3 separate regions of the Mus musculus genome follow, and all the other regions are linked to region 3. Evidence: chromatin loops called from intact Hi-C (ENCODE). Cell type or tissue: heart. All regions are shown on one strand. Region 1 holds the start of Zfp719 (zinc finger protein 719). Region 2 holds the start of Etfb (electron transferring flavoprotein, beta polypeptide). Region 3 holds the start of Ctu1 (cytosolic thiouridylase subunit 1).

Region 1 (4,000 bases), 93 kb after region 3:
CCAGCCTCCGAGTGCAGAGTGCTAAGATTACAGGACAGTCATGTGCCACCACAACCTGCAGCACTACTTTAATACATAAAGCTTGATTTCTAAACTTAACCTCAAATCTGTGCACTAGAGACAGACATGGGGCCACTAGGTCACTTTACCTCTCCGCCTGCTCAACGTTACCACTGTATGGAGTCTCAACCTCTGCTTTTCTTTTTTTCCTTAACATTTCTTTAGGAGGTGGGGAATAATTGGAGAAGGCAGCTCGCCCAACATTAACGGAAAAAAAAATTTTTTTTTAAAGATTTATTCTTACTATTCAAACATTTAAAAATGAAACGTGTGTGGGTGTTTTGTCTGTCTTTGTCTGTGCACCATTAGCTGGGAGGCCAGAAGGGAACACGGATCCCCTGGAATCGTCCCACCAGGCAGTTCCAAGGCACCATGTGGTGTGGGTGCTGGGAACCCAACACTGCTGACCCACATCTCCACTCTCCTGCCTTTCCTCCTCACTGGTCTCTTCAGTAGGCAGACTGGATGAGGCTGGCCCTTGCCTGTTTGGATGCAGGAACCCAGGCTTCTGCCTTACAATCTTTTTACAGCAGCACCTTTCTGCGTAACTGCCAATTACCAATCCTTGCCAAATTCACAGATCCCAGGCACAAGTCAAACCTCCGATCAGACCTCACATCAGCAAAGGACTGCAGTATTTATGTAAACTTTCAATTGTAACTGAAATGACTAGTTTTTTCTTAAATCTTTCTTCTGTCTTCAGTTGCATACGGGGGAAAGGAAATATCCAGAACACCTAAGGGCAGCCCCAAGGCTATGTCCCCGCTTAGATAACTGTGACCACATTAAATATACCTAAACACATCTCCTGGCTTCTAGGCAGTGCCTTCTATTGCTAATACTGCTTAGGCTGACAGAGATGGAGGGCACTGGGTCTCCAGTTTGGACCAAACGTAAATAAATTCATTTCCCCGTTTTCTCTTACTCTTTGGAGTTTATCTCCTCTCGAAGGCCAGTGTTTGACCAGGAGCCAGGGCTCCAGTTACCAGCTACTCAAACAGCCCAGAAAGCGACGCGGTCGCCCTCACAAAGCACCCTACACTGGCCTCAAGCTCCATCGCCTGACTCCTAAGCCAATCACAGACTGAGCGGATCACAAGCCATCTCAAGGTCCTCGCCCTGAAGCTCCCGGATGCTGCAGCGCCCACTCACTGAGTCCTGCCCCGAATGCCCTCACATGGTAATTTTCACGGACGACGGTGGGAAATCCCACAGGACAGCATACTGGGAAGTGACAAAATACAGACGCGGAAAACCCGCAGGAACAGAATGAAAGAGAACCGAACGACCCCCACTTTATCCACCTCATCCCCCCCTGGGGCCGATTCAACCATCACTCAGCACAAACCGGCGCTCAGCAGCACAGCGTCCTCTGCTCCACATCCACTCACCTCACATTACACCTTAGAGAAGCTCTGCACACGGCACGCCAGGACTGCGAGACTTCCGCCCACAGACACCCACAATTCCATGGGTTCGGATTCCAAACACCCACGCTACCCTGGCAACGACAGGAGAGGCGAACTACTTTAAGATCTGAGCGGATGTGATCACTCTAGGCCACTTCCGATTTGAATAAGGGTTCCCTCAGTTCACTACCACGTAGCCCTGGGTGGCGCGCATGCGCACCACCACTGGCGGAAGTCTGTCTTGCCAGTACTTATTATGGCTCATCTGGTGGTTTCTGATTTTTTTTTTTTTTTTTTTAACTTCTTCCTAGAAAGTGCCATGGCTGAACCCACACTCCCGTGACACAGAGGCAAGCATCAAAGCGCAACGGTTCCATACAGCCGACAAGAATGTGATAGGTGAAAGTCCAAGGCTGTCTCACATGCTTAGGGGATTTATTAACGTCTTGTATGTGTATATAATTCTAAGACACTGTAACATTACATCTTCCTAAATGTACCTTTTTTTCCCCTGTATTTTATTAGATTTACTTTATGTATTTTTGCCTGCATGTTGAGTTTATAGCATCCAGGACAGCTGCAAGAGCAACAAGTGCTTTTAATCTGTTTCTCTTTTTCTTCAACTTTCTCTTGATTTTCACCAGAATTGAAAGAAGTTCTTATTTTTGAGATGACCTCACTATATTGGTCTGACTGGCTTGGAACCGGACATGAAGGTCATTCTGGCCTTGGACTCTCAGACATCTCATGGCCTCTGTTTCCCGAGTGCTGGGATTAAAGATGTGTATCACCACACTGGCCTTTTCTAATTTTTCAAAAATTGAAAACTATGTGGGGTTATTAGGAAACAGGAGGTAAGTCATATGGAACACCAACGGTGAGAAACTGAGATAAGCCATCATTTACGTCATACTGAGGCATCTCACGGTTCCCAGAGGATAGAAACCTGTTCTTACTTAGAAGTAAAATGTCTTCTAAATCGCATAATAGAAATAATGTAGAACTAGGTGGGCAGTGGAAATAATGATAAACAGGGACACTAGTCAAATGGGAAAAACACCTAGCACTGTAGTGAATAAATTAGTAGACCTAATGTACATTATAAGAATAAAGTATAAAATTGTGTGAGTTATCTCCATATTAAACACATTCTAGCCCTGGACAGTCTAGAACAGTGGTTCTCAACCTGTGGGTTATGACCCCTTTGACAAACCTCTATCTCCAAAAATATTTACATCATGATTCATAACAGTAGCAAAATTACAGTTATGAAGTAGCAATGAAAAATATTAGAAAGGTTGAGAACCACTGGTCTGGAACTATGTAGACCAGGCTGGCCTTGAAGTTACTCTGATCTTGTCTATACCAGGGAAGTTCTAGGATTACAACAATGTGCAATCATGCCCAGTTCACACATAGTCTAGAGCTTCCCACTGAGAACAGACTACAGGAATAATGATTTAGGAAACAGTTTCATCATCAAAGATACACCTCAGGAGTCCCAAAAGAGTGGACTCAGCCATCCATCACCACAGAGCAAAATTATGATAAGTTAGGCACCAACGTGTTCTTCCGGAATTTCTTTTTGTTTTGTTTTGTTTTGTTTTGTTTTGTTTTGTTTTGTTTTGTTTCGAGACAGGGTATGTAGCCTTGGCTGTCCTGGAACTCACTTTGTAGACCAGGCTGGCCTCGAACTCAGAAATCCCCCTGCCTCTGCCTTCGAAGTGCTGGGATTAAATGCATGCGCCACCATGCCCAGCCCGGAATTTCTTTCAATAGTTTTCCCTCTTTAGTCAATAAACAATGCTCATCTATCTTGTGTCCTGAGCCACTGCTAGTTCACCAGGAAGATGAAGCACTTGACTCATGGAAATGATGAGCTGATAGAGACAATTGTGTGTGTGTGTGTGTGTGTGTGTGTGTGTGTGTGTGTACATACATACACACATACATTCACACGTATATAAATATATATAATCAGAAGTTAGTACCTGTATATGAAAGAGAACTTGTTGTCATTGTCTTCATGAATTACCTCATCTCATATTTTCCAGTTGAATCAAGTTCCTTGTAAATTTCATTTTATGACTCATAAAATCCCACTGCATTTATACTATAGTTTCATTATACATCCATCTATATTGATGGACATCTGGGCGTATTCCATTTCTTTGCTATTGTGAAGAGTAGTGGTAAACATGGATGTGTCAGTATCTCTGTGGTATGAAAGAGATTTTCAGGTATATATCCAGAAGAGGTTAGCTACATGATTGAGTAGTTTCAATTTCAGAAACTACCACTAATGTTGCATAGTGAGGTCTATTGTCTCAAAACCAAAACAAGTCAAACAAACTAAACACAAGAACAAAACCCCAGACTGATTTCATTGTAACAAACTACATTCCCTCAAAGAGTCATCAAAGTCTCCCTTTTCTTCACATCCTCAGATTTGCTGTCCATTGATGACGGCCATTCTGAGCAGGTAAGAAGTTAGCTAAGGAGGTTAAACGCTTTAAAAAAAATTGACTGTA
Region 2 (4,000 bases), 230 kb after region 3:
GACCCAGGTTCAGTTCCTGACACACCCATCAGGCAGCTCACGATTACCTATAACTGGCTTCAGGGTTTGCTAATGCTCTACTCCAGCTTGCAGGGGCACCTATACTTCTTCTATGTGCATATCCACACACATAGGCCTAATTAGAGGAGACTGGAGAGATGGCTCAGTGGGTAAGAGCACTTCCAGGGGACCTATGCTATGGACATCGTAGCTCACAACTGTCTGTAAACACTAGCCCCAGGGTATTGGACACCTTCACGCATGCATGCATGCAAGCAAAACATCCATGCACATAAAATAAAAATAAATAATAAATCATTTTAGAAATTTAAATTATAATAAAAATACCTTGTCAATAATAATAATAATTTTAAAAATAAAATGGAAAAAGACTGGAGCTATAGCTCAGTGGTGCTGGTCTGGCCTAGCACTTGGAAGGTCATGGGCTTAATTCCCATCAACACACACACACCCAAATAAATAAATAAATAAACAAACAAATTAATGGTGGTTGAGTTGCCCACAAACCCACATGTATCTCAATAAACCTGGAAGCACCATCTCTGTCACAGGCTGTTAGAAGCCACCTCAAGCCAACCCGTTTTCTCTCTAGCAAACAGGCAGAGAGTCAGACTTGCCCAGACTCCTGATTCTTGCTGCTTACCCAGCTTGGGGGCAGGGGGCAGGCATCTGGCAAGTAACAGGGCCTCCACGGGCCTGGGTTTCCTCAACCACCCTGTTCGATTGAGAGTACAGAAGCTGTACAAAGGGATCAATCTCTGTACAGGAATTATATCTGCTGGTGCTTTGTGCCGACTTCCATGTGTGCTGTCTGGGTCATGGACATTAAGTCTGAGTCTGTCTCCTGAATCCTTCTTGTCTCATTCCTCAACTGCGGTACGTAGATGGTGGTATTAAATGATATAGCCCGTTTTTACCTATCTCAGAGGGTCTCTTGGGTGCATCTTCCTTATGCTAGGAAATTTGAAGGACACAAAGGGGGATCACAGGACAATGGGGACAGACAAACATGAATTGCCACCATCTTTTTTTCAGTACAGATTAGGCTAAGCATTGAGAGACTGGCCTGGGAACCCAGTCTGATTCAATGCTGGCTACAGCAGCTTCTCTCTGAGGAGAACCCAGGGCCTCAGGGGTGCTGCCCTCAGACTGCTCACGGACACTCCAAAGTCTTAGTTAAGCTGGCTCCTTTGAACTTGCTTCTCCAGCAAGCACAGGTCTCCTTCCCTTCCTAAATAAAAAACTGTCGACAAGCATCCCATGGCTATATGGGTGAGGCGCTTTCTGAGTCCCATGGAACCAGATGGCTCTCCATGTGGCTGTACATTTAGAGCAGACAGTGCAGCCTGCAAGGTAATGAGTGATGAAACCGCAGGCCCCACATAGAATTCTCTATTCTGATTCTCTCTTGCTAAGTGCCAGTTTTGTGCCTCAGTTTCTCCACGTGTTAAATAGGGACCATGACTCCTCCAGCCCACAGTTATCAAGGGACTGAGAGAGAGGGGAAAAGGGTCGTCACCTCAGAAGGATCTGATTGTCAAAATCTCACAGCCCTTGATTTTTGCTCCAAGTATGACTGACGTCGGGTCAAAGGGCAATAGAAATTGACTTTTGAAAGGTTCTCTTATGTGGGGCACGCTCCTGCTCTTGGACGTTCATAGCTGCGGTCTCAGGGTGCTGGGACCTAGTCGGGGTGGGGAAAGTCACCTTCACAGCGAAGTCGATGACCCTCTTGACAGCCACGAGCGCGCGCAGCTCCGCCATCTTCCTGCAGCAGTCACTGGCCGGGTCAGGTTGCTCCTAATCCAGATAGTCACACACTCCGCCCCGTATCTGTCTCTGCGCCTGCGCGCCGCAACACCGACCAATCAACCGTCGCACAACTCAGAAAAAGCCAATAGGAAGCGGAATTCAGGGAGAGGCGGGGTCCACGGCGGACCGCTGGGTGGAGGGGGCGTTGCACAGAAGTAGGGGAAAGGGCATTCCTAGGAGTGAAGTTTGCTGAGGGCTTATTTATCCTAATGCTCTCCTCGTAACTCCTGTTGTCCCCAGATCTGCAATTCACTTCTAGATCCCTCCTTTCTCAGCACTCCAAGCCCCCATGTCTGTGTTCCCACGCGCACCCTGTGCCTTTTTTCCTACGCCCCCAAGGCCTTCCTTCACTTGCTTGCCGCCGCATTCTTTCTGCAGATTCCCTCCTTATCCTTGCGTCTACACTTTACTTCCTTGTGATTTTCCCGTGTCCGCTCATCCCCACCTCCTCCCGCGACTGCGTGCTTTATGACTCTCCCGAGTCCCATATTCTCTCCCCGTGCATTCCCCGGGTGCGCTCGTCCCCGCCCCTTCTTCTACGCCTACATCCGCTAGGACTACCCGGTGTCAGCTTGTCCCTACACCCTCTCCCTGCTTCCGCATCTGCAAATCCCCAGGGTACACACCTCGTTACAGGGTTCAAGTCTCCGTTCCTACCCTCCCACATTCCTTCTGACCTCCTTAACTCTCTACAAGCCACTTTATCCGTGTCTCTGTAGTCTCCAAGCTTCTGTCTCTACGTTCCGCAGAAAAGCACGCAGGGGCGAGGCTAAAAGCCATTCCTTTATTCTGCCCCAGGCAGGCCGCATTCATAGGCATACCGGGAATCCGCTGATGGCTTCGGTGCTCTGCAAGATCATGTCGGCAAGCAGAAAGCAGAAGCCTGGCAGGAAGGGAGTACAGAGCCCGGGGAAGGAAGGTGGGCTATGGGGCGGATGATCTGGCCTGCCTGGGAGCTAGGGATGGGGGTTCCAAGGGCGTTTCCATCGGGTGTCTTGGAGTGCAGGGGCGGGGAAGTCACTGGAAGTTATTGTGGACTTTGCTAGGAAGAATAGGTGACTGGGAAGTTTCTGGGGAGGGGAGTCCTCTAGAGGGGTAGTCTCCACCCTCTTCCCCTCGTGCTGGTTACCCGCAATAAACAAGAAGGGTAAAGCCAACCATCCGAAAAAGTAGGACCAGGAGAAGAAGACTTCTGGCTTCCAGGCATTCTTTGAAGTGTATACGGCCAAGGCAATCAGCAGCAGCAACCCTGGGCCACGCCCACCCGTCAGGTGAGCGTGGCCAGGTAGAAGCTGCACCCAAGCCCACCCCTCAGAACTGCCCTTGTCTCTGACTTATCAAACCACGCCCAGCTTCCCTTTGGCTTCACCTTCGTGGGCTTCTTGCTCCTCCTCTTTTCTTTTTTTATTAAAAATAGATTCTTCCTTTATACAATCTATCCCGACCACAGTTTCCTCTCCCTCAACGTCTCCCAGCTTCCCTCATCTCCCCTCCCACACTTCCTCCTCTTCAGAGTAGAGTAGGTCTCCAAGAGAGGACAGTCAAACAGGACAAAAAGAGATACAAGGAGACAAGGCAAAAGCCCACGGAGGATGGGCAAGAGAACGCAACAGGAGGCGAAGAGTCCCAAGAGCAGAAGAAAAGAGTCAGAAACATCCCCACTGTCAGCTGCCCCCTGGCCCCTCCCATTTCTAACCATGGCAGTCAAACTCTCTCGGCCCAACTCCTTCAGAATTGCCACCACCACCAGCACCACCACCACCCCTCCTACATAGGGGTGACTGCCTTCTCACCGCTGAGGAAAAGTAAGACAATGGTATTCTGGCTACGTCGTGACTCTGCCTCTCGACACTGAATCCTTATCCCGATCCCCAAAGCTACAATACTGAAGGTTGCTGCCAACACCATGCACGCTGCGGACACTGCCACGGTGTCTGGAGAGACAGGGTAGCATCAGCTAGACGCCTTGGTGCCATGAAAGAACATCCCTGGGCTCTTCTGGCCATCCTCACCCCTACACACACACACACACACACACACACACACACACACACACACACACACACCATGAGTATCTAGAGCTCATCTGACTGCATTTTGGAAACAGGTGTTCCTATGGGAACGGAGGACTTGGTAGGGAGAGGACAGCAAGGCAGGCCTGGGGAGA
Region 3 (4,000 bases):
AAATATTTGTTTACTGTCAGGAACTTCCATGAGGTCAGGACCGGTACCACTGAGCACTGCATCTCAACTCCGACCTCCCTGATTCCTTTCACCGAATGGTGTCCTGCAGTGGAGCTCAGGTCTGTCCTTCCAGATGCTCAGACTAGAAGCCCTGAGGTCTAGGACCACTCTGGTCACTCATCCTGTGTGGGGCTCAAAATTCAAAGTCCAGTCTTGACTTGTTCTCCAAAGGTCCCTAGTCCATCCTCAGAACTCATGCTCAGATCCCCTAAAAGGATACAGCCAATCCTTCTGTGGCCTCAGATGCCAGACACTTCCCACCTACTCCATGGCCAGGGCTGCAGTAGAATTCTAGTAACTCGTCAGGAGTGGTAACGCACGCCTTTAATCCCAGCACTTGGGAGGCAGAGGCAGGCGGATTTCTGAGCTCAAGGCCAGCCTGGTCTACAAAGTGAGCTCCAGGACAGCCAGGGCTATACAGAGAAACCCTGCCTCGAAAAACCAAAAAAAAAAAAAAAAAAAGAATTCTAGTAAATCGCTGTATCTAGGGTAAACTTTAGAATGAAATGGTTGTCTTTCAGTGTACCAAGAATAGACATCAAAATGAATTGTTCTCTAGAAGTACTTTGACCTTGAAGACGTCATCGCAGAAGACGTAGATCATTTTCTATTGTCTATGAAGTTGTTTTCTGAAGGAGCTTTAGGGCCTTGGCATGACTTGGTACAAGACAGTCCTGATACATATGCGATGTCTTGCATTATTGAGTACAGCAAACAGTCCACAAGAGGGACCAAAGTTTCAGGGGTGTGATGTTTCCTTTGATGAGGAGTTTTGGTTTGAGAAACTTTTTAACCCCCCCCCCCAAAAAAAACAACTTTTGTGAAGAAAAAAAAAGACTACCTCCACCTAAATCTTCACATATTATTTAACTATGCAACCTAATTCTTATTTTATTTTAAAAGTTTTTCTGCTGCCCAGAAGTACCTGTCCTAAAGGAGACACAACCTAAAGTAAACGCTAAATAAAAAGAAAGAGCCTGACGTTCAGTTCATTGAGGCTGGACCTCCTTGCTGCCTTGGAGCCCGATTACATTCTAAGGTGACCCTCATTGTTTGATTATCCTGCACAACTCAGAACACTGGCACAGCCTGCTTGTCTGGGTCACTGGTCTCTGCCTTGGCCTCCCCTCCTTCACGACAATTTGCATATAACAACCTGCAGATCCAGCCCAGTTACCTTTTTGACAGGTCCGTGAATGATGCTTGGGAGGCCCCGTGGCTCCTTTCCAGAATGCTCTCAAGTATCCCAGGAACACTCCTTTCCTCTGGCCCAAAGAGTTCTTTCTGATCACTGAACCCAGCAAGCAGCCCTCAAGACTCCCCTAACTCTCCTGGCTGAGCACTGCCCCTTGAACTATCCTCCTCAGCCTTTGTTTCTCCCCTTCCTCTCGCCCGGATTAGGTTCACACCAGTCTCTCCTCACTTCTCCTCACGCCCTGCCCAGCAAGCCCTAGAATCATCAGGCTCAGAGGTGCCTCCAGGCTTGACCTCCTAACGACCCACTTAGGATCCTTGCAGGGCACCTTTCAAGTGCTCCCCAAATCTGTCCCTTCTGCCTGGCTTATCTGTCTCCTGAGAGTGCCCACCACCTTCTACCCCCGCATTTATGCAGAATGGCGTGTAAATACACTCTCTGTTCTCAGTCATCTAATCCTGTGAGGGGGTTGCTATTGTAAGGAGTAGCTTACAGACACACGCAGAAACAGAAAAGGGGGATACCACATCAGTAGTAGCCCTGAGATCATGGAGGGAACCTGGTTGATAGATATATCAGTAGTCTTTAGCTGACGGAGCGAACAGGGCTTATGCTAATTAAGTAAGTATCTGGGATGATGGGGGAAAGAATTGTGTACAGACTGGCGGCAAACCCCCGAGGTAATAACAGGCGTGGTGGTGCACGCCTTTAATCCCAACACTCAAGAGGAAGTGGCAGTTGAATTTCTGCAAGTTCCAGGCTAGCCTGATCTACAAAACAAATTTCAGGGGTGCCTCCGGGTGGCCAACTCTCCTAAAGGGCAGAAGAGGCGTCACCAGAACATATTTAACAGGGGCAAGAGAAGGCAGATGATCTGTTACCACCAAATGAACAAAGCGGCCTGGCAAGAGACCAGACTAGGAGATCCTGGCCAGAACGCGAGTTGACAATCATAAAAGCGAGTGCCAAATCTCTAGAAAGACCTTCAGCTCTCCCGTGGCACCATGGCCCCAAGCCCGTAGGAACCGGAGGAAGAGGAACACTAACCTGAGTGGAACGAGCTGAGTACTCTGCCTGCCACGCGGAAGCCTGGAGCGGAAAAATGCCCTGGGACTACAATTCCCATAAGGCCTTGAACTGCTTTGCCTACGACTTCCAGAATGCAACAGCTCCAGACGCGGGCCTGTAACTCTACAGCAGCTTGGACTCCAATTCCCAGAAACACTTGAGAGTACAGCTTTCCTTCTGCCAAATGCCTCCCCACGGGCCGACTCTGTAGGGCGCACACCAGGGCCTGGGAACCGAGCCCAGAATCCTGATGTTGTCCGGCAACGCGAGGTCACCAGAAGGGAAGTTGAAATCAGAAGTGGTTGAAATCAGAATGGCTGCAGTATAATTTCCTAGTTTTGTGGACTATCATATACTTCTGCTACTTGCTTGCTTCTCAGTCTCTGTTACTGTTTCCCCCTCCCTCTTCTCTGTGTCTCTCTCCCTTGCTCTCTCTTTCTTTGATTCTCTCCCCAGGATCTTACCATGTAGCCTAGGCTGTCCTGGAGGAACTAGCCATATAGACCAGGCTGGCCTTGAACTCAGAGACCCACCTGCATCTGCCTCCAGAGTGCTAAGATAAAAGGTGTATGCAATCTTGCCCCTTTCTGTCTTCCTTCCTTCCTTCCTTCCTTCCTTCCTTCCTTCCTTCCTTCCTTCCTTCCTTCCTTTCTCACAAAGGTGGAAGGAGTCCAGATGACACACAGCTATGTAAGCTATTGTAATACACATCAGTAAATTGTCGTCTTGTACTGTTTAAGGTCACCGGGAACCTGGCGTCCCAGCCCGACTTTAGACCCAAGCATTTTGTCTTAAAGCGTTCTCCAAGACCGCTTCCTCAGTCACCAGCCGGCTTCCTGGTCCTGTGAGAAAGTGAAAGAGAACAGCCAAATAAAGTGGAAACGCTACTTCCTTAAGAACAGGAGAGTAAGTTCTTAGAAGAAAAATAGTGTATCCTTGAACACAGATAGGATGGGACCCATTCCCAGAGACCTCTGCTACTTCTCATCCCATAGGACATCTGTGGTGGGAATGGTTAGTTGGGAGTCTGTCTTCCTGGGATCCTCTTCTTCAGCCTCCTGCAGACTGTGTGTGGTTCCCAGCTTCCCCAGTCTGTTTCTACTGGATGTTTGTTTCATGTCTGACCTGGTGCCCCATTATCTTTCTGCAGTTTGCTGTTTATGCACTTGAAATGAAAAGCATTCCTACTGTGGATCATTCTCCAGTTTCAGACAGCTTTCTACCGACGAACCACACTCCAGCCCCTCACTAGGGGATTCTAGGTAGGGACTCGATTATTGAGCCACTTACTACCCAGGAACTTACTGGGAAATTCTAGGCAGGGGTTTTAACACTGTGCCACACCCTAGCCTCTCATTAGGGGATTCTAAGTGGATGCTCTATTACTAAGCTAGGTATATTCCCAGCACCTCATTGGAGAAACTCTAGGCAGAGGTTTTAATAGTGAGCCATGCCCCAACTCCTCAGTATTGGTATTAGGTAAGCACTCTAATACTGAGCTATAGCCCCAGAATGCACCACTTCTATGCTTTTTAAATTTAAACAGGGTCTCGCCATGTGGCCAGTGCAGTCCTCAAACTTATAATCCTTTGCCTCGGTCCTCCAAGTAGCTGGAATTACGGCCCTGAGCTACCAGCCTGGGTTCAGCTCCGTGGTTCTCAACCTTCTTAATTTTGC

Evidence for each region. A loop is a pair of places that touch in the nucleus more often than their neighbours do. Peaks named below come from ENCODE experiments on the same cell type or tissue, not always from the same donor. Only the 100,000 strongest peaks of a DNase experiment are listed, where the experiment ranks them.
Region 1: it touches region 3 in a loop (6-fold over the local background); 23 of 42 quality-filtered maps call a loop at or near these places.
Region 2: it touches region 3 in a loop (21-fold over the local background); 4 of 42 quality-filtered maps call a loop at or near these places.

What each region holds. Positions count from the first base shown.
Region 1 is chr7:43,577,218-43,581,217 of GRCm38, reverse strand. Zfp719 (zinc finger protein 719) reads right to left here and starts at 1,632. Exons shown (of 4, transcript NM_172482.1): 1 at 1,452-1,632. In heart, no CTCF peak of the experiment used is centred here; DNase peaks (open chromatin) are centred at 1,177 and 1,597; H3K4me3 peaks cover 1,931 bases; H3K27ac peaks cover 1,752 bases.
Region 2 is chr7:43,441,933-43,445,932 of GRCm38, reverse strand. Cldnd2 (claudin domain containing 2) reads right to left here. Exons shown (of 5, transcript NM_028849.1): 3 at 3,627-3,767; 4 at 2,963-3,082; 5 at 2,613-2,716. The coding sequence ends at 2,643. Etfb (electron transferring flavoprotein, beta polypeptide) reads right to left here and starts at 1,861. Exons shown (of 6, transcript NM_026695.3): 1 at 1,729-1,861. The coding sequence starts at 1,785. In heart, no CTCF peak of the experiment used is centred here; DNase peaks (open chromatin) are centred at 1,872, 2,372 and 3,031; H3K4me3 peaks cover 2,731 bases; H3K27ac peaks cover 3,030 bases.
Region 3 is chr7:43,670,378-43,674,377 of GRCm38, reverse strand. It overlaps Ctu1 (cytosolic thiouridylase subunit 1), which reads right to left and starts at 2,347. Exons shown (of 3, transcript NM_145582.1): 1 at 2,303-2,347. It also overlaps a transcript of Siglece not described here. In heart, no CTCF peak of the experiment used is centred here; a DNase peak (open chromatin) is centred at 2,467; H3K4me3 peaks cover 2,132 bases; H3K27ac peaks cover 1,784 bases.